6 separate regions of the Mus musculus genome follow, and regions 1, 2, 4, 5 and 6 are each linked to region 3. The links are chromatin loops, found by intact Hi-C in ENCODE. Cell type or tissue: heart. All regions are shown on one strand. Each heading gives the region's core, and the rest is flanking DNA. Links, peaks and the distances in the headings are about the cores only.

Region 1 (5,120 bases), core at 541-4,540, 240 kb after region 3:
GGATCCTACCTTTTGATCTTCAATCTCTTGTTCTTTTAGCAGTCGCTCCAGGTCAGCCACATCATTATGCTTAAATAACTTAATGTCACTTCTTGATGCCTGTAATCCTTTCTGGATAGCAAAGCAGGCCGCACTGTCCCTGCAAGGAAGAGAGGCACCAAATTGGGGTTAAAGGGCCTTGTCAACATTCTCAGAAGAATGCCTGCTTGTGTAGCAGACCAGCCTCCAGCTGTTACCTGGAACACAGCAAACAGAAAGCGTTTGACCACTGTTTGCTCTTCATGCTGCACATCCTATCCACAGGACTTACTTCACTTAATCTCTTCCAAGAAACATGGCTAGCTGCATCCTGACCACTCTCAACTCATGACCCATGCTGTGCATGGCATCTGAGCTTACTCATGTGCTCCTCTTGCTAAGAACTTTGGAAAGCAATAGTAATCTCACCCTTAGTGGCAGCTCTGTTTACCTGATGGCACTTCATCGTGCTCCATAAAGAAACACTGGCAGGGGCTGGTGAGATGGCTCAGTGGTTAAGAACACTGACTGCTCTTCCAGAGGTCCCGAGTTCAATTCCTAGCACCCACATGGTGGCTCACAACCTCTGTAATGGGATCCGATGCCCTCTTCTGGTATGCCTGAAGACAGCTACAGTGTACCCATGTACATTAAATAAAAAATAAATATATAAATAAATGTCTTTTTTAAAAAACAATATTTTAAAAAGAAATGTTGGCAGTCTAGCTGCGGGCGGAACTTCCGGACAACAAGCACTGAGCATAGGCAAGCAGCACAGGGATCCGTGTAACCTAGCTCACAGGGAACCTGGTCTAACCTCACTCGCCCACCCCCCGCTGAGGGGAGGGAAGAACTTGGCCTTTGGCCTTTGAGGAATATGAGGACGGCAGCCTGCACCTTCCCTGGGAACAAGCTTCCACCCCACATGGTAACAACGAGGCAATGGGTGTTGTCAGTGGTAACACCAAGGAAATCAGACCTGTCACCGTCACCCAGTGGCAATGGAGAATCTCTGACCTTGGGTGCCAAGCTGAAGCAGGTACAAGATGGTGGCCGGCTCCCTCCCTCCCATGTCCCCAGTGTCAGTGGAAGCCAACCCAGACAGACGGCACCCCAATACTGTCATCTGCAAAATTCATGCTCCAGAAACATGACTGAGTTAGGAGGGGAATCTCAGTGTTGTTGTTCATGGGGCCGCACTTACAGCTCCCTCAGGGTATGTGACCTACAGGCAGCAGTTAGATAGAGACCCACATAACACAGAGGGGAGCCACGTAACAGGAAATGCCTAGGTTCCAGCTGAGGATCAGCTCCATCAAGTGTCCCTCATGCCACTAAGCTGACAGGGCCCAAGAAGACCTATGAGTGAACTCAAAGCAGCCAGGATAAAAAATGCTTCAATGAGCATGACCAACAAACCTGAAACAAGCCAGTTAAAACAGACAGCCAGAGCAAACAGAAGTTACAGAGGAAATCCTGCAGAGATGGAACTCTGAAAAAGAAATAGCCAAGGAGCAGAGGGAAGGGATCAGTAACCAGGAAGACATAATTGAAACGAGTCACTGCCAGGGAGAAACAGCTGAGGGGAAGAAGAGAACAGAGCTCCAGGGAGCTATGACAAGGGAGCTGGCATCCATGTCACTAGTCACAGAAGGGAACCGCAGAATGACACAAAGAACCTGGCTACAACCCTAATACAAAAACAACTTAAACCCACAGGTTAAAGACAGTGGGCAAACCCCAAACAGGTGAGGTCAAAAGAATTACAGGGCTACAGTGCATCCTCCGCAGGTTCTCGAGGCTTCAAATGCATGCACAGCTCAACTTGCTTTCAGTCATTTAGCACCTGTCTAGGTGGCCAAGGGATCACCTTCACCCATTACTGTGGTCCAAGACTCTATTCAGGGAGGTACAATAAGAAAAGCAGAGACCTGACTTCAGAGTGTAACACTGAGAAGGCACACATTCCACTGACTCTCTGCCTCAGGTCTGAGGATAACACCTGGGTAACAGAGGATGTCTTGGTGTAAGAAACTTCCGTAAGAGACAGGATCACCCATGCCAGTTGCACCGGTCATGGGTCACAAAGTCCATTTCTGCCTTAGTCAGTCCAGACTACTCTGGTAGGTGTGCTCTGGCGTGTCACCAGTGATGTGTGGGTTTAGGGCCTGTGACATCACATAGTTTGTCAGTGTTGCCAGTATAAGTATGGCCCAGGAAGCAGAGTAAATCTATGCACAATGATTATGCCATGTTGAACAGAATTCTGTATGCCGGTGACACCCAGAACAAGCTTCCTGGGCCTATGGCAGGGGCTTGTGAAAACTTACCAACCTTTCTAGGTACTTCAGATTCATCCCTACACAACCACCATCTATGAACTTGACAGGAACTTGGGCTTGGATTGCCCTCTAGTGTTCGAAGAGTGGCAATACAACAGATCACTTCTAGTACACCTCCTCTTGGGCATGCTAGTTAAGCCACTGTGAAAAGACAAGCCACAATCCTTGACTGCCCAGAACTTTCACACCATCAAGAGCTTTCAATCACTAAGACCTCGGGTTGGGCGAGCTGGCTCAGCTGTGACAAGCACTGCTGCTCTACAGAGGACCTGGGTTCAATTCCCAACAGCACACGATGCCTAGAGGACCATACTTAATCCCAGCTCTAGGAGATCTGACATCCTCTCCTGACCTTTGTGGGCACTACACTCACATGGTAGGCACTGAACACACATGGTGTGAATACATGCAGACAACACACCCACATGTTAAATAGAAATCTTAAAAAGTAAAACCTCAAAATAAGGTAGCAGAGGCTGCCTCCACAGTAATCAGTGATGAAGAGAACTCACGCAACTCACAACAGCGTTCTCAGGAAACCCAAGCTCAGAGGAAGCACGGATAAACTTCTCAGTGTTCTAACAGAAACTGACAGGAAGAAACACGGACTGTGAAGTGCTAAAAGAGCACACTGAGCAGGAAAAGAAAGTGTGGCGAGAGGCGTCAGCACCACAGAGCTCAGTCCCTGAGCTCAGGACAGGCCATTCGCAAATGGTGAAGATGGCTCACAGGAGCTTTGGGGCAGCATTAAAAAGCAAGTATCTAGGCCAATGGGGGTAGAAAAGGATACGAGAATGCCAACAGGGTAGAAAACTTCCCGAAAGGCCGGCTGCACACACAAAGGGACAGGAAGACTGAAGGTCATCATCAGTCAGATTTAACAAAGGTGAAGGTGAGGAGACGGATTTCCAGCAAACCAATGGCAGGAAGAGCCTATCTCCACCCAGAACGCCTGAAAGAGTTCTCAAGGAAATAGTTCCGCATATGCACAGAGAGGCCAATCCTGTAAACAATGAGTATAAACCAAAAAATGGGAACAAGCCCCTGAAATGATAATATTTTAGTAGGTTAAGATAGTCAGCAAGAAAAGATATAAACTATATCCCCAGAAGTGTACTTAGGGATCAGAGATGGTGCAGCAGTTAGAGTGCTTGTTTACAAGCGTGAGGACTGGAGCTTGGCTTCTCAGAACCTGTGTAAATGCCCCCTGTGAGGAGAAGAGCTCCCCAGAGCAAATCAGCTAGCCAGACTAGCCCTCAGGGAGCTCAGGTTGTCCTGAGTATGGGAGAACACTGCTAGATGACTCCAAACACCAACCCTGGGCTTCCACATACACACGCACACATGGAAATGGGAGGGGGATGCGAGAGAGCATCTCCTTACTAGCTTATCTTCATTTCCTTCCTGTCCTTATGTTTATGATGTGTAAGTTACAGTCATTGAAAACAGCTTGCTATAGTGAAAAGACAGTTTTGTAAACCTCAATGCAAGATGCTAACAACTGTTGATGCCAGCTGCATGGCCAGCAGCTTTCCCCTTGCAGTAAACAGCACCCCATGCACTCAGGAGACACGCCTGAGTCTGCAGACTTGCCGTAGCAGTCAGGGGTATCCCTACCTGGTGGCCCTTATATTCCTTTAAAAAATATTTATTTTTATTTTATCTGTATGAGTGATTGTCTGATCATACGTACATACATGACGTGTGCCTATATCCAAGGAACCAGGAGAGGGTATCAGAGATCCTGGAACTGGAGTTGCAGACAGTTGTCTGCTGTATATGGATGCCGAGAACCATGCTGGATTCTCTGCAACAGCAGCCAGCGCTTAAGCACGGAGCCACTGCCCCTGCCTCAGCTCCCATCCTTAATGAGCACTGAGGCAAGCTCAATAGAGACCTGGGGACCAGGAAGGATGGGTGATGAGGAGCATGTGACATTTCCAGGCACAGTAAGCAATGTGAGGCTGTGACCATGACTCAGCGCATGGCAGGGCCACAGAGCTGACGGGAAGGAGACGGCATGCCTCATTTGGACATCAGCAAAAGCAATCACGGTGCCAGGAGCGTGAGCCCTGCACTGTCCAGCATCTCATGGGGAAGGGTCTTGACCAGGAAAACAAGCAAAACAAAACCAAGAACCCGGGAAGATTCCTTCTTCCTTTCAGCTTATAAGTTCCATCGAGGACCTGCGGACCCTGGCTGCCAGCGCTGTGCAGTTTCTGGCGGAATGTGGTCAGGAGTGCAGGTGAGAGCGCTTACACAAAGATGATGTCCCCTCTCTTAGAGTACGCAGGAATGGCACTGGCTATGGTGGAGAAGCCATACGAGTAAATGATGGCTTCTTCGGTCTTCATAAACTTTGCCAGGCGCTCTTCTAAATCCAGATGGACATCTATTTTAAGACAAAAGTGAAAACAGTTAAACTGTCTTGTAATTCTTTTTCATTTACTAACAAATGATAAAAAGTACATAGTCATTTAATTACTGCCCCTTTCACCTTACAGACAAAATGGAATTTTAAAAATACATAATTACTTGCACGTGTGCGCGTGCGTCATAGTCCATGTGTGGTGGCCAGAGGACAACTTGTAAGAGTTCACTGTCTCCATTAGTATTTTAGCTCTGGAGAATCAAACACTTGTTTGGCAGCAAGTAAGCTTACCTACAGAGCCCAAAATGGAATAAAAAAACAAAAACAACTCCCCCCACCACCTTAGAAGATTAAGATAGCTTTGGTCTCAAAGTTCTTGTGAGACCATG
Region 2 (5,120 bases), core at 753-4,752, 190 kb after region 3:
AGGGCATCAGATCCCTTGGAACTAGAGTTAGGGAGGGCTGGGAGTTGCTATGTAGGTTCTAGGAACAGAACCTAGGTCCTCTGCGAGAGCAGCCAGGGCTCTTAATCCCTGAGCAATCTCAGGCTCCTGGATCCTGGTTTTTAAAGAAACAAAAAATAAATAGGAAAACCTAAAGACTGACTGGAAGTAGGAGTGGGAGTCTATGTGAAACTTATCCCATTTGTGAGCGCAATAGAGGGACCAGAGTTATGAGGTGCAATCCTCCTTCTGCATCCACAGATCTTTACCAGTGCATTCAAGCACAGCAGGTTGGAAAAACATAGCTGAAAATGATTCTAAAATGTTCCAAACGCAAAGCTGAAATCCAAGAGTAGCAAACACCATGGTGCTGTAGTCTCTGCCTCCACCCAGCAGAGTGTGAGTGGGTCTGTCCACTGTGCTCCAGGTCTGCGTCCTGAGTGTGCTCAGCTGGCGCAGACTGGATCTTGTCATCCTCTGGACGGTGTTTGGGCTCTGTGACTGAGCACTCTTGGCCTTTGGTTATCTCTAGGGTGTTTTTGAAGCCAATGTCCAACCAGGGTAGAGCTGGATACCAGGGTAGAACTGTGTCTTTCTTATTTCTTCACAAGGTGAAGTGTCATGAAACTCATTTTATAATGGCACAGAAAAAATATATACAAAGTCTTTTTATCAGAAAATATATAAGTCCGAGAACAGGAGAATAATGCAGATAGGTTTGTTTATTTTTTTAAAGAATTTTTGGCTTTCATATAAATCTTTACAAAGTAACTTACTTTTTTGTTTGTTCTCAGGCTTCAACCTGAGACCTGGCTGTGTCTTTCCCCTTCGACTGGGCTCACCGGGGCATCTGCTCTGTTGCTTCTTGTTGAACTGGAAGTTTTTGTATACATTCAGCTTTCCCCTAGCCCATTGGCATATCTGGAGAGAGCCATTTGTCTTTCTATACCATATAGATTCTATACCGTGATGCTCTTGTAAAACAGGACTCTCGTGACCCTACACCCTGGCTGGGAGCAATGTCAGATTTGTATCCAGTGCTTCTGGCCATAGATGGCCTTAGTAGCCTCCAGCAGAAGCTATAGGAGCAGGTCAGTGCCTTTCTTCCTCCCAGAGAAACTTCTTTGGTGTAGTGAGGTCAAAACTGAAGTGCACCACAAACTAAACGCAATGGAAACTAGGGAAACTAACTGGGGAGCAAGAGGTTAGGAACAGGGTGTGGAGCGGCTAACAAACAGATTTTGTTCTTAACTAGATCAAATAACAGCATCCAAATGCACTCCTGAGAGGTGTCTCTAGCAAGTATCTTCAAATGTTTTTTTTTTGTTTTTTTTTTTTAATGCAAAAACTGAATAATAGGAGCTGGAGAGACGGCTCTTCCATTAGACACAAGTTCAAATTCCAGCATCCCTGTCAGGAAGTTCATAACTGCCTGTAACTCCAGCTCCAGGAGATCTGAGACCCTAGTCTGGTTTTATCAGGCATCCATAGACACATGCACATAACCACATACAAGCATACACATATATGCATGTGTACATACATACATACATCACACACAGGCACACACACACACATGCACATAGTGCATGGATAAAAATAAAATACATTTGAAAAATCCTGAAAATAAATGTAAAGTCACCGTATTTACTCTGGATTATAACATTAATGACCTTCTGTAAATACTTCACAAGCCACAGATTTACACAGTTCCACACCACACACGAGGCTGAAAACCTCCCTTCCAAAAACCAGCCTGTGATTCTGTATGCCCTCAGGAAGTGTATATAATAGTAGAAACAGGTCTACAAAACAGAGCCACAATGTGGGAGAGGCTCTACAGAAACAAACAAAACCCAGCATTCTCTGTGGGCACAGACTTGACCCGGGAACTCAGAAATGTTTCAGGGTGTTGGCCCAGCAGTTGGAAGAGGAAGATGATACACGGAATGGCCACACTGGGCACCAATGGAGCAGCAAACTTTTCACCGTAACTACTGATGTGAGAGAACGTGCGACTAGCTTGCAGCCCAGCCTCTTCATCTGGTCCTGCTGCCATCTGTGTGGGATCTAGATAAAGCATTAACAGGGGAGCCCTTCGTCACTACCATGTTACAACCCACCTAAAGGTGTAAGCACAACACAGTCTTTGTGCTGGGCTTTTAAACGGGGCATCTGACACAGTGCCTGGAGACGCATCCGTTTGAGGACTAGCCAGGCATTACTTATGACAGCAGTTATGTACCTGGAAACCTCCGTGCTGGGACGTTACCCAAGCTCCGCAGTCATCTAGGAAGCCTGGTCCAGAAAACCTGAGTTGCTTGTGTGGAAACTTCCCAGGACCACACGGAGTGGTTAGTGCCTGGCAGCGCTGAACCAGGGGAAGAGCAGAAGGGAAAGATCCATCAGGAAAAGTGAAACAGCCTTGTGCCTGCCAGATAGAGAGTGCTCGCTCACACACTGTCATCTCCACTTTAAAACAAATTGAAGGGGAAAAAAAAATCCCTCACCTCTCCTTTTTTGGTCACTTCAGCTTTTCTCTGGTGGCTTTAAAAAAAAAGTCTTTTCTTCCATGACACACTAGGAAAGGCACTTTTGGAGCTGTGGAGTGGTTATAAGTGACTCTCTCACAACTGGTTTTTATTTCCATTTTGTTTCACTGACTGAGAATGTAAATTGAACTCCAGAGCTATTGTGCTTTGTTCTGCCTCTCTGTGTGGAAATGTGTTCCAAATTAAAGTCCACGGGTAAACCAGAGTAGTCCCGAATGTGGCCCTGCAGCTTTTGAAGCAGGGCGGGGAGGACTGGGGGAGCGGGGAGGCGGAGCCAAGAAAAGACAGAGCGCAATTTTATGAGCCCCAGATGGTGCTGTGGGTGTTACGGATATCTTTATGTGGGGAGGTCACGGGTTCAGGTTCCATCTGGAGAGAGCTCTTTGCGCCTAGGGAAGAGAGATGGGTGCTCTGGCAGGAAATGGAGCCACCTGCAGGCTCCGCACGCTGCCTTCCCGGCCCAGCTATGTATCCTCCGCATGTGGCTGCGAGGCTGAGAACAAAGGAAAACCAGGAACTCGCCCTCCCAGCCACCATCCAGCTCCAGCCACTGGGTTGTGAAGAGTCTTGAATCGGCTTTTCCCTGGCTTGCTGTTGGGAGCCAGTCTGCTCTCCATTGATTCTTCCCTCCTGAAGCAAGTAGAACTGATCTTTCTTCAGACCCAAAAGGAATGTTGACTTTTTGACAGTGGCATGTGATATTGTCAACTTCAAGTTGGAGAATCACATAATTGAGTGACCAGGAAAAAACAAACAACAAACCAACCAACTAACCAACAACAAAAAGAACCCACCGCCCTCCAAACAAACAAACAGACAACAAATCCTTATCATCTAAGTATTTTTATGATTTTGGAGCACATTCGTAGTTATCTCTGGTTGCGCAAGGCTGGTGGAGGTGGGAGTGGGCAACAGTTGGACACGCTGCTTGGGTCATGCAGACATAGTGGTCCTTAGAGTGGGAATTACAGAAAAGAAGTTCCTGAGATGAGTCTGCTCGATAATGTGGGTACAAATGCTTCCTGGTGAGGTGGTTTGATTTGGCTTGGCCGGAGGATAATGCTGACATGGCAAAGCTAGAATGATGGTTTTATGGCCACATTCTTAAATCAAAAATGCTGCTGCTGCTGCTGCTGCTGCTTTTCCTCCTCCTCCTCTCCTCTTTCTCCCCTCCTCCTGCCCTCCCCTTCCCTTCCTCCTCCCCTCTTCCTCCTCCCCTTTCTCTTCTTCCTTCTCCTCCTCCCCTTCTCCATCCTCTTCCTCCCCTCTCTTCCTCCACCCCTCCTCCCCTCTTCCCCACCATATTCCTCCTCCCCTTCCTCCCTTCATTCTCCCCTCGTCCCCTCTTCCTTTCCTCCTCTTCTTCTTCATCCTCCTCCTCTTCCTCTTCCCCTTCAGGCTAGCCTCTAACTCACAGAGATCTGCCTGCCTCTGCTCTTGAGTGTTAGTTGTAATTTATTTTATTATTTATTTTGGTTTTTTTTTTTGAGACAGGGTTTCTCTGTGTAGCCCTGGTTGTCTTGGAACTTGCTCTGTAGACCAGGCTGGCCTTGAACTCAGAGATCAACTTCCGCTGCCTCCTGACTGCTGGAATCAAAAGTGTGCGCCACCACCACCCTGCAGAGGTTTAGTGTTTGTTGTTGTTGCTGTTTTTCCTGGCAATGCTAGGGTTTGAATTGAAGCCAAGGCGAACACTCTTCCACTAAGATGTATTTCCAGCTCTGAGTGCTGGTTTTAAAGTCATATATTCCCCCAGAACCTATATAAATGCCTGGTGGGCCTGGCTGTCTACAATCCCAATTCTCTGGAGACGAAGACCTGAGCTGAATTATTGAAGTCCAAGTTCAATGAGACCCTATGTCAATATAACGTGAAGAGAGATAAAGGAAAACACGCGTGTCAATCTCTGACCTCTAAATGTATGTGCACACACACTCATACACATGTGGATATATACATATGAGCACACCACACACACTCTGATGGTTGTGCAGGTCCACATACAATCTCAGCACTGGGGAAGTTAGAGACAAAAGGATTAGGGGTTTGAATCCAGCTTAGGCTACAGGATAAGATCCCATCTCAGAAAACAAACACAGCCTACAATGGTGGGGAATGCAGGCAATCCCAACACTTGGGAGGCAGAGGCAGGAGGATCAACGCAAGGTCTGTGTGGCCAGCCTGATCATATTAAGTTCCGGTCTAGCCTAGACCACATAGTAAGATTTATAACAGAAATAGCTTTTGTTGGTGTGGAGCATACATCATCTTAAATGTACCGTCATAACCATTTTAAAAGGATGTGTTTTCATTCATATGGATGTGTCTCCCTGAGAGCATGTGTGCACCTGAGTGTGGTGCCCTACTTAGGAGGGATTGTGAGGGTGTGGGTGCTGAAAACTGAACTCTTGTCCTCTCTGAGAGTATCAACTAACTAATGAGCCATCTTTCAACCCTGAAGTATTAACAATGCACCCTCAACTAGATAACTAAAGGAGTTTTTCTTCTGCATTTGCTCCTTCATAGCTGCCTTTGGCTCAAAATGGTCCC
Region 3 (5,120 bases), core at 771-4,770:
TGGCCCCCGGGGTTCCGGCAGTAGGCATGGCCTCCTCCCAGCTCAGGGAATTCCGTGCTGGATAGGCGATGGCTGTGGGGGTGCTGCAGAGCCCAAGGCTGACACTGGTGGCCTGACTTGGTGGTACTGGCCATCCCCCTGTAATCGGCGCCAGAGCCGTTGTAGCACTGGTGGTCTGAGAGAAACAGAAAGTTATCGGCCTGAGCATCCAGGGACGCTGGCAAGCCTGTATGCAGAGCCCTCCTGCCCTGAGGGTTTTCAGAAAGGAACAACAGAGCCACCCTGCCTTCTGGCAGGAAACCCAAAAGACCTAAGGGTTTTACATGTGACCTGAAGGGTAGCATTAGAGGGACTGAATCCTATGGGACCCACCAGGCCCCCACATCCAACCACCCAGGCCAGGATGCTGATGTCAACAGCAGCCTGTTCTAGAAGCAAAATGGAGCTGCACAGGCAACTAGGGCAAGTCCCAGGCCTGGTCCTGTGCCCCTCAGAGGCCACATTTGCTGTCTAAAGAGAGTCCGGCTCAGCTCCACGTGAGAACACACTTCACCCCGCCTCCATACAGGCGTTAGAACCTGGGATGTGTCTGTTAAGCTGCACATGTGTTTACTGCAAACTCTATCCTAAGATACATCTAAATCTTAACTCAGGCTTTGTCCATCTCCACCAGCTTAGTAGCATAAGGAGTTGCCCACTTCTGGAACACCCAGATGAACCGCAGAGATCAGATATCCTTAGAGTCTTCGGGAAAGAAGCCTCAGGCCTGGGTCTCCCTCCCTACCTGTTCTAGAAACACCCCATGCAGTCCTCAGAGCATGCTAAACCTGACAGAGCATGCTAAACCTACCCTGACTGGCCTCTGTCCACCTGCCAGGGCTCGTGGAGCTGACTAAAACCTCTAGCCCACAGGCACGGGGGAGATGGGGGGATCCACGTGGCATTCTGCCATGGAGGGAATGAAGATGGAGCACGTGCCTCTGTCCTGTGCAGATTCAAAGAGGCCATGCCCAGATCTCAGGCTCAGAAGAATGAAATAGTCCCTATCTTTGAGATCAGATGTTCCATGGGCAGGCACCCAGGAAAGCTGATCGTCCCAGATTTCCTTCTCCAGGGATGCATGTTAGGGGCTTGCTGAGCTCTTGAAAGCTGTCCAGTGCTAGGAATCCCTGGGGCTCCAGAGTCTGAAGCCCATTAAACAAGCCAGGAGGCTGGCTCTGCCACTCCAATGGTCCCAACATGGATTGGAGTATGAAGTAAGGCTTTGGAAATCCCAGGTTCAAGGAGACAGACCCAGACAAGGCAAGGAAGGGTCCAGCTCAGGTGAGAATCTGGCGCAGGTTAACCACCCAGCCACTAGAGGGCTTCCCTGAGACTGCACTGTCCACTCTGGCAAGCGACCTGGCCCTGCTCAGTAGGGCACAGAGACCTTAAGAAGCTTAGAGGTGTGTTTGCTCAGCTCTGCACCCTCAGGATGACACTCACAGCGACCCAGCCTCTCCGCCGGGATCCCGATGCGCATGCAGTTCGCAGCATCCGGGCTCTCGGGCATGGGCAGCGCTTCGCACTTGGGCAGCTGGAGCCGCATGAGGATGAGCGGGTTGGAGCGGGCGATGGTGTACTCCTGGCGGCACAGGTCGTTCTCCAGCACCTCACATTCATCCCGGCACAGTTCCCGAGGCTTGGGCGCCCGGGAGCGTGCGTCGCACAGAGGGAAGACGAAGTGGCAGAAGGATGGGATGGCAAACTGTGAACACTGGTCTGACAGTTGCGTGGAGGTGCCGATCATGGTGAAGGCAGCTGCAGGAAAAGAAACGCGTGAGCCGTGGACAGCTCAAGCCCCGCCCCAGCCCAAGATGCCGTCTTCAATCAGTCTCTAACCTGTCCCACGCCTCAGCCCAACTCTTACCAGAAGACAAACCCTGAAGCCCCTAATCTTGGTCCTTGATCCTCTCCACCCCCTCAACTTCACTGCTACCAAAGACAGCTCACATTCCGCCCTCTCCTCTGGGTTTCCAGGCACCCTGATAACCTTTCCTCTGAGCCCCAACCCCTGACTTGGGTGCCCACCTGATACTGTCCTACACCCCCATTATCCTATTCCAGACACACAACTTCTGAGAAACCCTGACCCACACCCTACACACTAACAGTCACAACTCTAAGCGCCCCGCACCTCTATGCTCTGCTCAAACCACAACCTTAGCACCATCAATGGCCCGCTCTACAACCTGACCCCCCGCCCCTCTCCCACTCACTCCTGTGGCTACCCTGAGCCCTGGACACACCATTTCTCGACCTCATTCCAGCCCCTGGAGACCATGCCTCACCCCCCCCCCCACACACACACACACTCAGCTCCAGAGCTTATCTCCTGAGGATCTAGTCTGTGCGTGGGTTCTACAGCAGGGGGTTGTACACGGCCTGACCTTAGAGGGCTTAGGAACATAGCAAGAAAGAGATCTAGCTGGGGGGGGGGGGGGGGGGGGCTTCTAGGTACCCCAGGCTCACCCTGAGAGGCCCAGGCAGACAGCCCAGGCAGTAAAAAGAATGTGTGGAGGACTGGAAAGTCAGAGTGGGGGTTAGGTATCCAGTAAGACGTGGAGAACTGAAGCAGCCAGGTTCCTCTGCCTACAGATTCTGCAGATAGCTGTGAACACCTCAAAAACCCAGAGGAAGGGACTCTGGGTGTGCACTACCAGATATAACCAGCAGGTGGCGCTGCTGTCAGACATTTAGTCGCAGGATACAAGCCCAGACCCCCAAAGGCAACTGTTGAGTCTGGGTTCCAGCCAACTCTCAGTTAATGTATAAAAGTGACAGCTGGCCCTTCAATCCTTTGCGACTTAGATCTAGAAAGTGATTAGTTGAGACTACATGAAGAGATGAACTTTCACCCAGTACCTAAAATACGGGTGGGATGTGAGTGGCCCCAGGGACTGGCTAGCCCCGGGGCTGGAAATCGTGGGCCCAACCCTTGTATGGGCACCTGAGGTCAAGGACAATGTGTCCAGGATTTGGTTTAACTAAGGAATAAACGCCCCAGTACAGAGTTGGCAATGAAGGGGATTGCTGCCAGAAAAGTCAGCCTTGGTGCCAGGCAACTAAGGGCTAAGAGGCACAGCCAGTAGTTCCTCAGGGAGCCAGTTCACAATGTCACTGCTGTGTTCACAGGACTCCAAATGTGTCATTTGAGGGCTGTTTACCCCAAATCAGCTCTAGGCAGGGAAGGTACTTCCATATCCCCTACCCTTGGGCTTAGGGACACGTCCATATTCTAAAACATGTGCACACATGAAGTGAGATCTTTAGGGAGGGAACCTAGGCTTCAACACAAAATTCACTGTTTCGCACGGGCCTCACCCGCGTGGTCTTCAGGTGGTTCCATATCACATTTTCAATGCATTTGTGCCTGAATGAGCTTGTGAGTGCTGAACCAGCAAAGCCGGGGCTCCACCGAGGGGCCATGTTGGTTCTGTGACTCAAAGCCTACTGGATTCTGGACTTGCAGGATCAGATTGACTCCGCCTGTGCGAAGTCACAGCATGAGGCACGTTTGTCACTGAACCCAAGGCTTCATTGTTGTACAAGGTGACATTAAACCATGCTTCCAGCAAGGGCACCAAACTGTTCAGGGAGCCTTCCCACCGGCCTCTGATCCTCACCCATGTAGTTTACACAGCTCATGGGGCTCTGCTGTGACTGTGAACTCGGCTGAAGTTAGGAGGTCCCGTCAGCAGTGGTGTCTTCCTGCCTGGATCTTTATTCCAGCCCAAGCCACTGCCAGGGCAGGGCTCTGTCGTGCCCCCTCCTAGCAATGCCTGACTCTCATACAAAGCCTGGCCAATAGCGCCACAGAAAGCATTCAAGCCCCGCCCCCACAACGCTGCTGGTCCCTTTCAGAGTCTGGGAAGGAAGGCAGTGGTAGGGTCCAAGACTAACAGATTTCCTTCCTAAAGCGTCTTCTAGTAAAAATCCCTCACCATGGAGCCCACGCTGGGCTGCTGAAAGCTCACGGCCAGCCAGAAAACTCCCGAAGAGACTGAGGAGCGCTGCTTCACTTCCTTGGCACACAGGTGGCACAAACATGCAGGAAATGTAGAGCAAGCTCTCAAGCAGAGTGAGTGTGACTGTGATATCAGTGCCCCCAACACACCCAGCCTGGCTGGGGTGCGCACGCGCGTGTGTGTGCGTGTGTTTATTCCAAACATCTACACTTGCTAACTGCAGTTTACGTGGGGCCTGTCCCTTAAAGCTCTTGTGTTTGCTTCCCGGTGTGGTAGTGCTGAAAGATACTTTGGGAACAGGGCATAGTGGATGGTTGCTAAGTGCCACCCTTAGAATAGATTGAGGTTGTTTTCACAGGACAGGCTATGTTCTCATAAGATTGATGAGAAAGAACAGGTTGGCCCTGCACAGAAGGCGCTTGCTGTACCCCGAGGGGGCTGTGCGACCTACCTGTGATTCGGTTTTCAATCTCCCCCTGCATCTGGAGGGAGTCCACATAAATAGTCCGGTTCCCAATGAAGCGCGCACAAGCGATCCCTCGGTACGGCTGGCAGAAGCCATCTTCCTGATCGTCATCCCTGGAAAGACAAACAAACCTCCGTGAGTGACTGCTGAGGACAAATGGTCCATGAAGTGGTTTTAATCCAGAATTTTACAAACCATCGACGTTTTGGCTTTATTCTGCTTTGTTTGTTTAGTTCTGTGACGGGGCCATTTTATTTAGTCAGGGTAATTCTGAACTCATTCTGTGGTCTAGTCTGGCTGTGAACTCTGAGGGCCCCCATCTTGCTTCAGCCTCCCAAGCGCTGGGATTAGGTCACCATACTTGGCAAGCTGGCATTTCTTTTTTACTTGGTCCAAAAATTCCATCAGCGTAAAAACCATCACATAGTGGCTTTCTTCTTATTGCCCAACTTGGGAAGCAACCAGATACACAGATAAACAGAGTGGTGGTCCACACAACAGGACACAAGTCAGGGAAAGGATGTGGGTGCCTGCCGGCAGGGCACCGAGCCCATCTGAAAAGCTCTGCACTGTGCGTGTGGCTCCAACTTGGCAATGCTCCAGAAAAGGCAAAGTCCAAGGGCAGTAATCAGATCCCAGACTGCTGG
Region 4 (5,120 bases), core at 432-4,431, 200 kb after region 3:
CCTCAGTACTGGCATCTTGTATAATAAGAGAGCCCCGAGCACAAGCCCAGGAACCAAGCATCAGTGCCATGCTGCTAGGGAGCCACAGGCCTACTGGGAGGAGTTTTGCCACTTTTTCTGCTGTCTATCCAGAGTCCCCTTGTGTTCTCCCAGTCCCTCAGTCTGTTTTAGTCTGAGGCAAGTCTTCAGTTTTTCTTTACCTGTTCTAACTGCGACCTTGGTGCACATTCAAAGTACACTGGTCAGTTCTTCTGCACTCCTCTGTTGGTTTCTTCGATTACACTGGAGTTCAGCAAAGAACATTAAATACCCTCAAAGAACATTAAATGCCCCCAGCATGGTATTTATTGCCCATCAGGCTTAATAGTCTACAGATATCTCCATTTCTTGGTCCTGCCTTGTGGCCTGTGGCTCTTGCAGTTTCCCTCTCTACAGTATCATCACCAAGGAGACAATGTGTTCTAAAACACAAGCATCCTGTTTCTTCCAGGGTTTCCTATAGATATTAGTCTCCTCCATTCAGGAGTCATTGCTATCTTGGGTGCTGTCTTAGTCAGGGTTTCCATTGCTGTGAACAGACACCATGATCAAGGCAACTCTTAAAAGGACAACATTTAATTGGGGTTGGTTTACAGGTTCAGAGGTTCAGTCTGTTATCATCAAGGTGGGAAGCATGACAGCATCATGCAGACATGGTGCTGGAGAAGGAGCTGAGAGTTCTACAGCTTCACACAAAGCCAGCCAGGAGAAGACTAGAATCCTCAGCCAGCTAGGAGGACCCTCTCTTTCACAATGGGTGGAGCCTGAGCATAGGAGGAGAACTCCAAAACCCAGCCCCAGAGTGCTACATTTTCTCCAGCGAGACCACACCTCCTAGCAGTCCCACTCCGTATGGGCGAGTGCACGTTCCTGTTAGGGCTGCCTCTTGGTCGTTTTTCTTCTGCTGCTTGGTCAGAATTTAACCTGGGTGCCGAGGATCCGAACCCCATGCCCTGCTTGAACAGGGTGAAAATCTCGCTTTGCTGGGGAGACCCGATATGGTTCCTATTCCTGGCACAGGCATGCACAGTGGCTTCCCCCCTGGGCACTTGCTCACATGTGTTTTTCCATTGGGATGGTGTTAGGTAAATTATTTTGATAGCTTGTAAAATATACAGATTGTATTCTTAGTTCTCCTCTGGAAAACAGTACCACCAGGAAATTGGGATCTGTTAAAATTTGCCCAATACAGTAAGGAATTTTAATTTACTTATGTTTTTGGCTTTCAGAAACAGGATTGCTTAAACAAACTCTCCCAAGACCTCAGCATGTCGTGGGGCCAAGTACTGGGTTAGATTAACCAATTCTTGTCTTCTTACATAGGCGTAACTGCACAGGGCTATTAGCTCCCTATTAAAGCAGTGTTTGTTCGCTATATTTTGTTAAAACTCTGAATGAAGCTTTAACCAAAATAAATTTAATTCAGAAAATTCCTATACAACTTTTTTTTTTTTAAATATACTTTTACCCAGGTGTTGGTGGCATAAGCCTTTAATCCTAGCACTCCAGAGGCAGAGAGACAAATCTCCAGGTTCGAGGCCAGCCTGGTCTACAGAGCGAGTTCCAGCACAGTCAGGGCTACACAGGGAAACTCTGTTTCAAAAAAGAACAAAAAAAGAGAGTGTTTTTCCATACATACATGTATGTGCAGCTCATTTGTACCTACTCCCCACATAGGACAAAAGAGGCCATCAGACCCCATGGAACTGGGAGTTACAGGCAATTGTAACCGTGTGGGTGCTGGGAACCCGGGGATCCTGCAAGATCAGCAAGTGCTCTTAACCACTGAGCTATCCCTGGAGCTCCCAGAAAATCCTTCTGATAGAAGCAAGCCATGATGGAAGAAGAGAACTGACTCCCTCAAGTTGTCCTCTGTGCCTAGATACATCTACAAATACGCACAATAACTACATATATATTTTTAAAGCTTAAGTAAAGAAACAAGCCCGGATGGCAAGATGGCTCAGCAGGTAAGAGCACTGACTGCTCTTCCAAAGGTCCTAATTTCAAATCCCAGCAACCACATGGTGGCTCACAACCACCCATAATGAGATCTGGCTCCCTCTTCTGGTGCATCTGAAGACAGCTAGAATGTATTTGTGAATAATAATAAATAAATCTTTGGGCCAGAGTGAGCAGCAGAGCGAGCAAGCAGAGTTGATTGAAGCGAGCAGAGGTCCTAAAACAAAATTTTCAATTCCCAACAACCACATGAAGGCTCACAACCATCTGTACAGCTACAGTGTACTCACATACATTAAATAGATAAATAAATAAATCTTAAAAAAGAAAAAGAAAAAAGAAAGATGCAAGCCTTCTCAGCATTGATATTCAATGGGAGGAAGTCTCAGTGTCATTACTGGTTGAAATGCAGTGAACGTGTTGGTCCTCAATTATTTGTTCTTGAAGTTCCTTGGAGACTGACAAGGGTGGAGGAAAGTCTCCTTTTAGGAGACAGGGGAAGGGACTATAGTTGACATTATCAGATTCCCCCTCAACTCGGTCCCCCTGTCTGAATGTAGGACCTCACAGATTCTAGTTTCCAGAATTAATACCTGTGACGTTTGCCAGACTGAGAACCCTCAGAGCCAGGCCTGCCAGCCCCGACCTTTCATTCCATGCTCCAATAAACCTGTATTACCCAAGACTCCGGAACATCAGCACTAAGGACCCACTGTCCTCCAAAGTCTTCAGAGGCTCGCTAAAGTAAGAGACCAGGCTCAGGTCTCTAAATGGCTACTCTGAGAGAGCAGACGCAACAAAGTAACCAGAGAGTTTCCTGTGAAGGAGGGGTTTGGAGGGCAAGGTGCGGGAGGGTGTTCAGGTGAATGACACTGGCTCCCTGCCAAGAATTGTGAGTCAATAACGAAGTTCAAAGCACTCATCTACAGAGAATCTTGTTCAAGTGTTTTGTACTGCAGATTAAGGGTGTTGGTGATCCTGCCCCGTGGGGATGTGCAAGGAAGGTGGAGGTGGAGACTTGCCACCCACCCACTGACAGCCCACTGAAGGAAAAGACACCCAAGGAAGCCTTGCAAATGCAGGATCACTGGGAAACTGAAAACAAGATAAAACAGAAAAACCCTGTGTCTTAGTGTTCTCCTTGCTGTCATAAATCACCAGGACCAAATGCCACTTGAGGAGGGAAAAGGTTGTTTCCTCTTACAATTCTAAGGTCACACTCTGTCACTGAAGGGAAGTCAGGGCAGGAACTGAAGCCGACGCCTTGGAGGAACACTGGTTACTGGCTTGATCTCCTGGCTTGCTCAGCCGGCCTCCATATACAAACTCAGTACACCCGCGCAAGGTGGCACCCACCTCCAGTGGGCCCCCTCCCATATCCATCATTAATCAAGAAAATACCCAAAAGACTTGCCTACTTCCCTCCATCTGGATGGAGGCGTTTTTCTCAATGGAGCTTCGCTTTCCCAGATCATTGTATCTTGTACCAACCTGATGATAAAATCAACCAGGAAACTGGGTCGGTGTCTGGCACTCTGGGAGAGAAAATTCAAGATTCGATTGTAATCTTTCAAGTTTGTTTGTTTGTTTGTGGTGCTGGGAGTTGAACTCCGGGTGTTTTGTATGCTAGACCAGTGCTATTGTCGAGCCACATCCCCAGGCTTCTAAAGACTTAGACTGCTGGCTTGTTTGGTAAATTAACCTTCTTTGTGATGAACCCCTCTCTAAGAAACTGTGGTGTAAGTGGATGGTTACCACTTACAACCTTCAAAAGAGTTCCTTGCTCCCCTCTGGGAGGGGTGATGACTAGGCTAAGAGATGCCCAGGCAACTGGTAAAACAGCTTATGGGTGTCTCCATGATAGTATTCTCAGAATACATGGGCATTCTGACTGAGTCAAGAAACTGCTCACAAGAACACGGGCAACTGCTTGTGGGCACCTGGACACAGCAAAGGAGCTGCTGTGACTTTTGAAGAGCTAGGCTGGACACTCAAATTTCCGGCTCTCCAGCCTTTGGGTTCCTGGATATGGACCAGTGGTCCTCGTATGGTAGAAAGGACTGAAGCACACTGGGCTTCTCTTAGAACGTGCTCTTTCTTTCTCTCCATGCATGCTGGGAAGAAGCCTGGCAAGACAGACTCCCTGTGAGCAGGCTTCGTCTCTCATTGTGGTTAACTGTTCTGTCAACCTGCTGATGGGCCAAAAGGAGAGGTGTTCTCTGGGAAGGCACTTCCTGGAGACTGCAGACATCTGACTTCAGCCTAGCTCTTCTGCAGCGGCCTGGCTGGATGTGCTCCGTCCATGTGCTGCAGAATAAGCATACTATAATCATTACCTCTTGACAGGGGTCCTATGGCATCCACTAAAGCAGGTTCTTTAAAACTAATACTGAGAGCAAGGGCCAGGGGTTGCTCAGTGGTGGAATACCTGCCTAGCATTTTCAAGACCTTGACTTCTAGCCCTAGCACTGCAGGGGGGGAAGACAAAACAATAACAAACCCAAAAGCCTTGAGCGCTCCTAACTTATTAACTTATTTATATGATTGTGTAGCACTAGGAGTTGGACCCAGGGCTTTGCAACATGCCAAGCAAGCTCTCCACCACTGTGCCACATCCCCTGTCCACAGGTGGCTTTAATTTGATTTAATTAATTAATTAAATAATTCAAAGATTTGTTTTTTATTTTTACTTATGTGCTTCTCTGAACTTCTGCTATCATGTGCGCATGTTGACGCTCACAGAGGCAAGGACATCAGATCCTAAAAAGCTGTAACTGTCTGTGAGCTGCCCAAAGTGGGTGCTGGAGTATACCTAATGCACTCCTATAGAGACCTTAGAAATATGTATTTGTTTTTATTATTTATATTTATTCTTTGATAAATATAAATGTTATATTTATATTATTTAAGTATAAATAAATTTATTTCTTATTAACATTAATTTTTAATATTTTAATTTAATGTTCATTGCTGTTTTACCCAAATGTATGCCTGTGTGACAGTGTCAGAACTCCTGGAACTGGAGTTACAAATAGATGTGAGCTGATGTGTGGGGGCTGGGAATTGAACCCAGGTCTTCTGTTGAGCCATCTCTCTAGCCCCTGAGGAAGACTCTTTTA
Region 5 (5,120 bases), core at 618-4,617, 310 kb after region 3:
GGGAGGGCACCACTCCCTTTAGTCCATTTCTTTTTATCTTTTTCAGCACCAACCAAGGCTACAACATTAAATTTCCTGTGTTCTTTTCCTCCTCAAACTATACATTCTATATCTTTTTGCCCCACTTTCTCTTTTTCATTGTAGATCTGCTAACTGTGATCAGTTATAACTGGGTTACAGAGTCAATATTAAACCGTCTTAAAAGCTCCAGTCCAAAATTCTTCAATGTAGCTTCAGGTGGATTCTTCAGACAAGGGCAGAAAGTGGCCTTTTTCCCCTCTATACGATCACAAGAATTGTCTCTAGCCTAGTTTGAAAATTAGCTTTTGTTCGTTAGATATAATTGTTGTCTCAGAGGCTTGCTGCTGAATATGCTCACCTTTTTCTAGACTCTGGCTGGCTGATTCAACTTAACTTTCTGACGCAAAACTCCTCCTTCTTGGGGACTAGGAATTGCCTCACAAACCACACGGACACCAATCTCAGATGGGGGAGAGTTTATTGAGTGTACGCCCCAGGATTGGTCAATAAGGACCATGGTACAGATTCAGAAACTGAGCCACGATCCCTTTAAAAGCCCCAACTCCACAAACATCTGTGCCAAGCTATTCCACCAATCAAGATTTAGGGATAGGGGATTTCCTTGGGAACATGTCTGTGTTGTACACTTATCCTGTTCCCATTGGTTGAGGTATTCAACTGTGGCAGGGGACTTGCCTTGTCTAATAGTAATGTCCTAACTTGTCTACCAGGATGGGGCTTGTCTAACATCCATGTCTTAACTTGCCAACCAGGATGCCAGGTACCCACATTCATGTCTCTTTCTGTCAAGTAGAATGTCAGTTTCCAAGGAAGTCTTGGGAACTTAAACTTTACTGGACCACTACTTAAAATGGAAGTCTTATTCCAAATAGTTTCTTATGCTGGTACATACACACACCTATCTTCCTAACTATAACCTGTTCAATCTGTACAGTGGTACCTTTATGTGTGTTTTGGGGCTGACCATTTGTCACTGGACAACGACCTGGAATGCCCTTCCCTGGGAAGACTGCTTCTCCCATTCACTCCCAGCTTTCTGCAGTTAAATGCCAGCACCTGAGCTTATAGCAGCATGCATGTGTTTAGCTGGGCTCGTAAAATCTAGTATATTGACGACATCAGAAAGTCAGCGTCCCCTTACCCACACCCCATCATTCACACCAGATGCTGGTGACTTGCTTTAACTAGTCCTTTCCCCAGCCCAACAGTGTGCCTGCCCAGCTGCACGTGGCTGTGCTGTTTTCTGAGTGCTTGAGAGAATTTGCTCCCCCACCCCCACTCCAGCCCTGTTGGTCTCCCCAGCCTTCTGTTTCTCTGTCCCCACTTCTCTGGCTTTTAGAACCTCCTGAGGGAGAGTTTTGCTGGAATACGCCTGGTATACAAACTCTTCCACTGAAATAGAACTCATAGCCCCCACGGTTATAAACATGCCTGTATCTTACCACATCTTGGCTCCAGTCACCAGTCTCCTCTGCCTCTGTACTAGCACTGTAATGCCATCAGCTTCCTCACTGAATTGTCTCTGGCTGCAGCTGGCTTTTCTCCACATAGTGAATTTGAGGTTCATAGGGGCGGTTTTTTTTTAGTAATTGTTCTATTTTTTTTCTAAGTCAGCTTCTTTCACGCAGAGTAGTTTGTGTAATGTGCAACGGGTGGCAGGCAAGTGAACGGCTGAAAGTAGCTAAGAAATGCTGCCGGAAGCTGGTCCAGGAGCCGCTGTGTTTCGCTGTAGCGTTTATACCGAGTGGGGCTCCTTCAGTAGAGAGTACACGCAGCACTCTACAGACTAGTAACACTGTGCGCCAGGGTCTGTCTCTACACTGGGGGCCTTTGTTTGCTTTTGCTGTGATAAACACCAGGACCAAACTCAACTCAGGGAGGAGAGGGTTTTTCTTTGGCTTCCAGGTTGCAGATCATCACTGAGGGGAGTTGGGGCTAGAGTTTAAGCAGGAATCTGGAGGCAGGAACTGAAGCAGAGACCATGGAGGAACACTGCTTGCTGGCTCAATCTCTATGCATGCTTTGCTCTGCCTGCTTGTTATACAACACAGGACCACCTGCCTGGGGGGTTGGAGGGGGGTAGCACAGCCCACAGGCCCATCCGATGGAGGCAGTTCTTCAATTGAGATTCTCTCTTCCCAGGTGACCCTAATTTATATCAAGTCATCAGCTAAGCCACACACTAGGGATGAGGAGAAAGTCTGTGATTGTGACTGTACTGTGAACTAGCTGGACTCAACAAGTGGCAGCCGTCCATACCTTCTGAAGACCTTCAAGTTGCACTATGAGGCCCCGATTTCCTGTAGCTGCTGTGTGTCCTGGGTGAGGCCCAGATGGGCTTGGCTTGCTGTTTAGGACAAGCCTCCAGGTCATACAGCCAGTGAGAAGAATGTGGAGGTTGGCTCCCAGCCTGTGACTTAACCCTTAAATAGGGTCTCCTACTTAGCCAAAACCTAAGATATATCTTTATATGGCTTAACAACCCGTGGCCTTTTTTGGTTTGAGGATGCTGTGTCCTCTTGGGTGACTAGGAGTAACTGAAGTGAGCAGACACCATGCTTACCCTTCTAATACTATCCCCCCTGCCTCAGGAAGCTCCTCCCCTTTATTACACTGACTGGCTTCCAGTGCTGTGTGGCAGAGGCCATGTTGTCTGGCCTGAGAACTGCACACATGGCTATAGCTTTCCCACATGTCTTAATGTCTGCTTAGTGTGAGCTCTGACCAGGCGGATTACGAAACACATTCCCAAATCATTATTAGATCAGAAACCTTTCATTTACTTCAGATGTAAATTTTAGTCAGGCAAAAGAGATGGAGGAGTAATTAACCCTAACGGTTAATAAACCCTAAAGGCAGCCCATAAGGCGCTTGGATTCCAGCACAGGTCTCCCTTCTTGCTGTTGCAGCTCCTTTGCCTTGTGTGGATCGCCCCCTAGTGGTCGTCAGGTTGACCATGCCAAGGCACAAGTGTCCAGATCGCCCTCTAGTGGTCGTCAGGGTAAGCATGCAGAGGCACAAGTGTCCAGAGAGCTGCCACCAATGATATAGCTCATGTTGACCTCATTTCTAACTGAAAATCGGTGCCCTGCCATCTGTACTGATGGCTTTTCTTTGTAAGTTGTCCCTGGTTTTTCTTTATAGGACACCATTTTCTCCAGAGGCAGAAAAAAAAAATTACCACTAAAAGCCAAGTGTGGGGCATAACATAGGTTAATACTTAATATTTTTTAAAGTAAACTATCATAACCACAACCAAGCTAGTAGTTAGTGCTTCCTCTCGATCCTAAAATCATGCCACAATGGAGATTTCATTAGAAATATACATGAATATTACAATTTAAACCATTTTAAAATTACATTGATTGATTGATTGATTGGGGGTGCCGGAGGGGGGCTGTCTGTGCCAGAGTGCACATGTGCAAGTCAGAGAACAACTTGGGGAGTCTATATTCTCTCCTGCTACCATGTGAGTCCCAGGAATTGAACTCAGGTCATCAGACTTGGTGGCAAGCACCTGTTTTCACTGAGCCAGTCTCACCTATCCCTATTTTAAGCACATTTAATCCCAGCACTTGGGAGGCAGAGGCAGGTGGATTTCTGAGTTCAAGGCCAGCCTGGTCTACAGAGTGAGTTCCAGGATAGCCAGGGCTGCACAGAGAAATCCTGTCTCGAAAAAAACCAAAAACCAAAAACCAAAACAAAAACAAAAGTACAGTTTGGTGGCAACAGGCACATTCACAACATCGCCCCCACAGGCTTTTAATGGAGCTGACAGGAGACCCTCCCTCCTCACCTTTCGCTCACCCCCCAGCCCCACCCCTGCAGGCTCTGTTGCACTCTCTGACTCCCTGACACTGTCTATTCTAAAGCAGAGTACAGTCCTGTGGGACCAGGTCCTAGGCCGTACGGTGTGCTGAGATATGCTCTGCAGTGTGTATTGAGTTGAAGAACCCTCAGTAGGCATCTCCTGAGAACTGGGTGTCTGTGGAGATGACCACTCCTATTTCTGGCATACCAGGGTTTTGTGCTGGGTGATGAGCATTGAGGGTTAGGGAAAATAGCTGGCTTTAAAAATACACGCCTAGGACTGAAGTTCCTGGATTTAAGGAGCCACCAGCCTTAAGTTCACAGTGGAGTTGCCATTTCCATTCCTACCAGCAAAGGGTTCGCTTTTCTTGACATTCTCATCAGCAGTTGCTATTATCTGTCCTTTATCTAATTGCTTTCCTAGTGGATATGTGACCTCGTTGTGGTAAGTTTATCTTTTTCTTGTCTTCAGAGCAAGCACACCACACGTTTATAAAAGCAGTTATGCTTTCCTTTTGTTTTATGAGTATGGATGCTTACCTGCATCTATGTATGTGCACCATGTGGGTGCAGTACATACTGAAACCAGAAGAGGGCATCAGATGCCCTTTGAGCTGCTTGATGTGGATGCTGGGAACTGAAGCGGGGTCCTCTGCAATAGCAGAATGTGTTCTTAAGTGCTGAGCCATTCCTCCAGCTCCATAAATCCTTTCTATGCAACATGAAGCACTGTATAGACTAGGTACTTTTTTTTTTTAATTTAATGCTCCCTCTAGTAAATAAAATCTCTCAATTTTAACTCATTTGTAACTTTAATTTTTCTCAAATCCTATTTTTAATGATGGTTCCTAAATGTTTTAGCTTTCCTTATAACCCATCACCCACCAGAGGTAGTGGAAAAGAAAGGATATAAGGGAAGTGGACCTATTTAGAAAGGTTCTTTGGAGCAACTCCCATCTGTGTTGTCTGGAAATCAGCAGTTCAGTTCACAGGTTAGCAGGTGGTGGCGGCAGCTCCATCCACTTGTAAACACCTCATGGATACACCAGAAGTCCAGTTCAGTAGAGTCAGGTTAGTGACAGCAGTGACAGGACCTAGCAGAGACAGCCAGGCCTCAGCTCGAGTCTGTAGGAGGGACAGCAGGAACATCAGGAGAAGTTCTTGGTTGTGCCTCTCTCAGGGAAGGGAAGATCAGAGAAGACTTGAGACCCACAAGTGTTGCACATATAGCTGTACCAGCAAGCCAAGCTCTGTCTCCATCACTCCAT
Region 6 (5,120 bases), core at 782-4,781, 170 kb after region 3:
GAGACTCTCTGCAAGTCACACAAACACCAATTACAGCTACGTTCTGGGTAAACAATGGGAAGAATGTTTAACAACAAGAATAGAAAAGTCACTGGGTGCTGCTTCCAGCCTTTGCAGGGGATTGCCATCAAAACTGCTCCCAAAAATGCACGTTTTTTAAACCAGTGGTTTAGGTTTGGGTTTGGGTTTGCATGCAAAAATACCAAGCAGAAAGCTTATTGGCTTTCTCGCTATACCAGGTTAACTAAGCAAGAGCAGCCACAGGGAGAGCCCAGCTCAGAGGGAGGGTGCCAACCTAGCATGCTGGAGGCCTCAGGTTATGACTCTCCAGAAGAAAAACCACCTTCTGGGTTGTCTTGTTTTGTTTTAAATGGAACCTGGCTGGTCGGATCCCTTCCCTGATAATGTATGTCCCAAAGGAGTCCGTGAGGCTCGGATTTTCAGGGTGGCGCTCTTCATCACTGGATGCCAGGGCTCGACTTGAAATTGTTATGAAACACTGAAAGGTTTCGAATGTGTAGCTCTTCCCTGCTTGGTACTCAACCATAATAAGAAAAACATGTTTTACTGCACACACAAAATCTTTTCTGTTTCCACAAAGTCTTTTACACAAGATGATCTCATTTCTTTTCTTCTAAGAAGACTGTCATTGGGTATTGTGACCACCACTCAGGGATATGGGCCAGAGGCAATCTGGGCCCTGCAGAAATGAGAGGCAGGAGAAGGCAAAAGCCCCATCACTCCTGTCCTGCCTACCCCTGAGAACAGAGTCCCAAAGCAGGTATTCCTGTCCTTAGGGAATGGAGTCTTTCTATTAAAATATGGAATAAGAACATATATCCTTTTAAAATAATTTTTTCATGTTTTTACATCCCAAATCCTTTCAAGTATAGAACTCTCCAATTGCTGGGATTCACTCCTTAACAACAAAAAAGATCTCAAACACCCACGTGCCCTGTATAATTTCGTGTGTGTGTGTGTGTGTGTGTGTGTGTGTGTGTGTGTGTGTGTGTGTACACGAACAAGCATGCCTGTTATCTATCGACTAGACTAGCAAACAATCCAGAAACAAGAGAAACAAAGTCTTTCTAGAGATTACAGTTCCATTTCACTAGCAAAGATAAATTACCCCCACAGATGGGGGGGGGGGGGGCTGGTGGCTTTCTTCATCAGACGCGATTATCCTTCCTACCCAAGTGAAGGCAGTCCTCAAACTGATACATTCAAAATGCAAGTAGGCCTTTCTACTCTGGTTACAAAATTGACTTTAAGCAACCAAGGCTCCTGCCCCCTTACCATAGCGGATCCTGTGCCCCCACCCCAGCTACACCTCAAGACACCCCAAACCACAAGATTTGTAAGGGCCTGTGGCAAAGGCCAAAATCCCTATGGAGGCGACCAGTTTATAGCCCCTTAGTTTCAAAAGAATTTCTTGATGGTGGAGAAGGGGGAATTCTTGCGGGGCGGGCAGTTTGGTAATGACATTAATTTAAGATACAGGGCACTCTCATTCTGCAATCAGCGGTTCCTGCTTTCGGGGATAGGTGTATCAATGCAAATCAAGAGATCAGAAACGGTAAATACCATCAGCATCGGTTTAAACCCAAACGCCCTCCTGGAAGGTTGCTCAGCATTTCCTTCCTTCTTTGGACCCGACACAAGAAAGCGCCCCCGCACAGCAGGACTTGGAAAGATCCCCAAGTCCTGCTGCCTGACTCTGCCCCTTAACTCTCACCTGCTTGCGGGAACACTGGGGGGCTGGGGAACACTGAAGTCACTGTCCCAGTAGGGCGCGTCTCACGCAGCTCAGAAACTTAGGGCAAACCTCAAGAGTCCCTGACCCTCCTGGGCCCGGAGGCCGTGCCTACCTTCAGCCGAGCCAACAGGCCGCGGGGATTCGGGCCACAGACCTGACGGCCAGTAGGTGCTCTAGGGTTTGCACTGGGAGGATCATCGCCTCTTCCTCCTCCGGCCACCACAGTCATTTCTACCCAGGTATCCTCCAAAAACACGTCTGTGCTCCTTGACAGGGTCTCCTGAGCCCTGATCAAGCCCACACAGAATCCTCCAGAGGTGGAAGAAACGCTCGAGAAAACACTACGAGGACAGGGGGAAGGGCACTTCCCCTTCAGCCTCGCAAATCAAATCCCGGGGCCAAGCCCCCAGCTAAGCAGGACCCACCAAACACCACTTTGGCCACCAATTTCAACAAAAGGGAAGCCAAGACCTTCGATCGTGCGTTCCCCACTGCCCCGGGGAAAAAAAAGACTAACTCAGGACCGCATCTGCCCCGGAGGCAGACAAGGTTCAAGGGATGCATGTGGACTGGAACGGCGGTGACCTGGGAAGAAACGATGGAGTCCAGGTCTTGGGTCACACAGAGCACGTCTACCGGTGCACATCTCGACTGTGATGTACTTAAGAAAAGCTCCCGGCCGCTGCCCACCCCGGCCTCTGGAAACACTTAGTGGTCCCTAGAGCGCAGCTCATTGGAACCAGCCCCAGGCGACTGAGGGCACGGGCCCAAGCTGGCGCCGAGCGCGCGAAGCATGGCCTTGCCTGGCGCCCCTCGATCGAGAGCACCGGCGCCCGCGCGGCGGCCGAGAGAGTGGTGGAAGAGCGGGCAATGCTCGGAGGGCGCACGCAGGGTCCTTACCTGCCGTCCAGGGTGTCCAGAGCAGGAGCGCCGCAGCCGTCCAGACGGCCCGGGCGCACAGAGGCACACGGCTCGGCCGCACCCAGCCCCGAGCCATGCTGCGGGCCGTGGGTGCCCGGTCGCCTACCGCGCGCTCGGCCTTTGGGCTTCGGGCCGGGGCGCCTCAACCCCTCCCCGCCACGCGTCCGCTTCTTCCTTCCTCGCGCTTCGCAGGCTGGTCCCCTTCGAGGGCCACTCTGGTGTCCCTTTTTCCCTGCCCCGATGCACCGATTCACTGCAGAGACTCTGGGGCTCGGGCACGGGCGTCCCGCCGGCCGCCGGGAAGAGCACAGGGGGGGCGGAACGCGGGCGGGCGCGCAGGAGGCAGGGTCCCCAGCTCGCCCGCCCCGATGGGCAGAGAGGCCGGCGCCGGCGCCCTCTGCCGGAGTGACTCAAGGGCAGCGACCCGAGTGAGCGGGAAGGAGCCGGGTCCGCCCCTGCGTCCAGGGAGCCGCCTGCAGCACCCGCCCTCCCGCCAGCGCCTCCGGGACTTCTAGGCACAAAGGTGGAGCCTCCGGTTCATCTGCTCTTGCAGCAGTGTTGCCACCCACCATCAGAAGCCTGGAAACTTGGGGACCTGGACCACACAAATCATTAACTAGGCGTCCCTTGATGAAGCCCCACGAGGGGAATTCAGTTGTCAGTTCTTCGAAATCCTGGGCCCAAAGTGAGAGATGAGGTATGGTCTTCGAACACAGATTTTCCAGAATATAGCCGGCTGCGTCCCCATGGGCGTCCTGCCAAGCCCCTTGGGAGGATCAGGACCCTCCGGGAATCTAGCAAAAAGTCAGCACACGCCCCATTAATGAGGGTAGTAGGATGGGAGCCAACCAAGGCTATGACAACAGCCAGCACACATCAGGGAAGTGAAGGGTCCTGGGGCAGAGCTTGAGCGAGGGGTCCTGGAGTATCCCAAGAACACACTGGAGACCAGGGCGTCGACAATGTATGTGTTAACGTGTATTTTCCTAATGAATGTTATGTGCCTTTGCACGGTAGTATCTTTCCTTTGTTCACCAACAGCCTAAACTTCTTCTGGGAAATATCACTTCAAATATTTGAAAGGAGGAGGCTGGGAGTTTAATTCAAGGTCTTCTACATATTAGGCAAACAGTTTGATCTACATCCCCAGCCTTTGTTGTTGCTGCTTTGAGATGTGCTCATTTTTATTTTACATGCATGTGTGAGTACCTGCGTGCATGGCTGTGACCTAGATGTGTGCAGTGACAGAGGAGGTCAGAAGAGGGCTTTACATCCCCTTAAGCTAAGGTTGCAGATGATTGTGAGCTTCGTTGGGAGTGCTGGGGACTGAACCAGGGTCCTCTGCAAGAGCAGTCGGTGCTCTTAACTGCTGAGCCAGCTGTCTCTCCAGCCCCGGCAGCATCACTCCTCTTTGACAGGGTGTTGCCAAGGACCAAGGTTGGTCTTATTTGGTTCAGTTGTTTTCATTGTTGTTGATGTTGTTTTTAAACAGAGGTACATGAATCCTAGACTAACTTCAAAGTTGTTATGTAGCCAAAGATAACCTCGAGTGTACCCTGCCTTTGCCTCCTGAGCGCTTGGATTGCAGGCATGTGCAGATGGTGCTGGAGACTGAGCCCAGAACCTCTCGAATGTTAGGCAAGCACTCACCCACGAAGGCATAGCTCCAGCCCCACATTTGGTTTTAATTGGGTTGCCTGTAGTCTTGGTTTTTTTATGACTTTAAGAGTTATTTGTAGCTAGTCACGGTGGCATGTGTCTTTGATGAACTTGGGAGGCAGAGGCAGGCAGAGCTCTGTGAGTCTGAGACCAGCCTGGGCTGCAGAATCAGCTCCAGGATATCCAGACCTACATAATGAGACAGACTCCAAAAAAAAAAGACAAAAATTTAAAAAGGGGGGGAGGGGAGAAAAAAAGAGAGAAAAAAAGAATTCTTAGTAACTTTTTAATACCAGGTAAAGATGGCACTGTTTTTGTCATTGTCAATCCACAACCCCACAGGGCTTCAGGTAGAGTAGCAGGACTCCCACCACAGACACATGCCCCAGTAGTCATGTTATCTGTTGCTATAGTTTGGAAACCTTCCCCTGTGCTGCAGGAGTGCACCCATATGAAGCCCAGACAGGTTACTGCCAAAGACCAAATTCACAAATAATTCCACCCAAGCCACTTATTGAGGGTTTCATTGCCATGAAACCAAGACCAGGGCAACTTTTATAAAGGAAACATTTAGTTCACGCTGACTTACAGGTTCAAGGGTTTCATCCATTATCGTAAACACCACAGCCTGCAGGCGGGCATGGTGCTGGAGCTGAGGATTCTACATCCGGATCCACAGGCAGCAGCAGGAGACTGTGTGCCACACCGGGCGAAGCTTGAGCATAGGAGACCTTAAAGCCTGCTCCCACAGTGACACGCTTCCCTCCACAAGGCCACACCTCCT

The links. Peaks named below come from ENCODE experiments on the same cell type or tissue, not always from the same donor. Only the 100,000 strongest peaks of a DNase experiment are listed, where the experiment ranks them.
Region 1: it touches region 3 in a loop (6-fold over the local background); 29 of 42 quality-filtered maps call a loop at or near these places.
Region 2: it touches region 3 in a loop (3-fold over the local background); 18 of 42 quality-filtered maps call a loop at or near these places.
Region 4: a loop joins it to region 3, with 3 times the contacts of the local background. A loop is called at or near these places in 17 of 42 quality-filtered maps.
Region 5: a loop joins it to region 3, with 16 times the contacts of the local background. A loop is called at or near these places in 17 of 42 quality-filtered maps.
Region 6: it touches region 3 in a loop (5-fold over the local background); 18 of 42 quality-filtered maps call a loop at or near these places.

Annotation. Positions count from the first base shown.
Region 1 is chr13:53,354,142-53,359,261 of GRCm38, forward strand. It overlaps Sptlc1 (serine palmitoyltransferase, long chain base subunit 1), which reads right to left. Exons shown (of 15, transcript NM_009269.2): 6 at 4,620-4,752; 7 at 10-139. Among named protein-coding and RNA genes, the nearest start is that of Sptlc1, 21 kb to the right of the region's middle. In heart, for the core only: a CTCF peak has its summit at 2,428 (motif pointing left); no DNase peak of the experiment used is centred there.
Region 2 is chr13:53,307,027-53,312,146 of GRCm38, forward strand. It overlaps Gm33631 (a long non-coding RNA gene), which reads right to left and starts at 2,724. Exons shown (of 3, transcript XR_382387.4): 1 at 2,529-2,724; 2 at 2,264-2,389; 3 at 1,646-2,088. In heart, for the core only: a CTCF peak has its summit at 3,000 (motif pointing left); a DNase peak (open chromatin) is centred at 3,035; H3K4me3 peaks cover 1,339 bases; H3K27ac peaks cover 1,962 bases.
Region 3 is chr13:53,117,206-53,122,325 of GRCm38, forward strand. It overlaps Ror2 (receptor tyrosine kinase-like orphan receptor 2), which reads right to left. Exons shown (of 9, transcript NM_013846.4): 5 at 4,459-4,586; 6 at 1,486-1,800; 7 at 1-175. Among named protein-coding and RNA genes, the nearest start is that of Gm52058, 50 kb to the right of the region's middle. In heart, for the core only: CTCF peaks have their summits at 1,351 (motif pointing right) and 2,717 (motif pointing right); a DNase peak (open chromatin) is centred at 2,726; H3K27ac peaks cover 983 bases.
Region 4 is chr13:53,313,855-53,318,974 of GRCm38, forward strand. No RefSeq gene overlaps it. Among named protein-coding and RNA genes, the nearest start is that of Gm33631, 6.7 kb to the left of the region's middle. In heart, for the core only: a CTCF peak has its summit at 2,109 (motif pointing left); no DNase peak of the experiment used is centred there.
Region 5 is chr13:53,423,693-53,428,812 of GRCm38, forward strand. All of the region lies in intron 4 of Gm2762 (predicted gene 2762), which reads left to right. Among named protein-coding and RNA genes, the nearest start is that of Gm38564, 6.9 kb to the left of the region's middle. In heart, for the core only: no CTCF peak of the experiment used is centred there; a DNase peak (open chromatin) is centred at 2,989.
Region 6 is chr13:53,283,125-53,288,244 of GRCm38, forward strand. Ror2 (receptor tyrosine kinase-like orphan receptor 2) reads right to left here and starts at 3,000. Exons shown (of 9, transcript NM_013846.4): 1 at 2,657-3,000. The coding sequence starts at 2,753. It overlaps Gm33574 (a long non-coding RNA gene), which reads left to right and starts at 3,057. Exons shown (of 3, transcript XR_382385.4): 1 at 3,057-3,374. In heart, for the core only: a CTCF peak has its summit at 3,086 (motif pointing left); DNase peaks (open chromatin) are centred at 2,457 and 3,187; H3K4me3 peaks cover 2,837 bases; H3K27ac peaks cover 2,763 bases.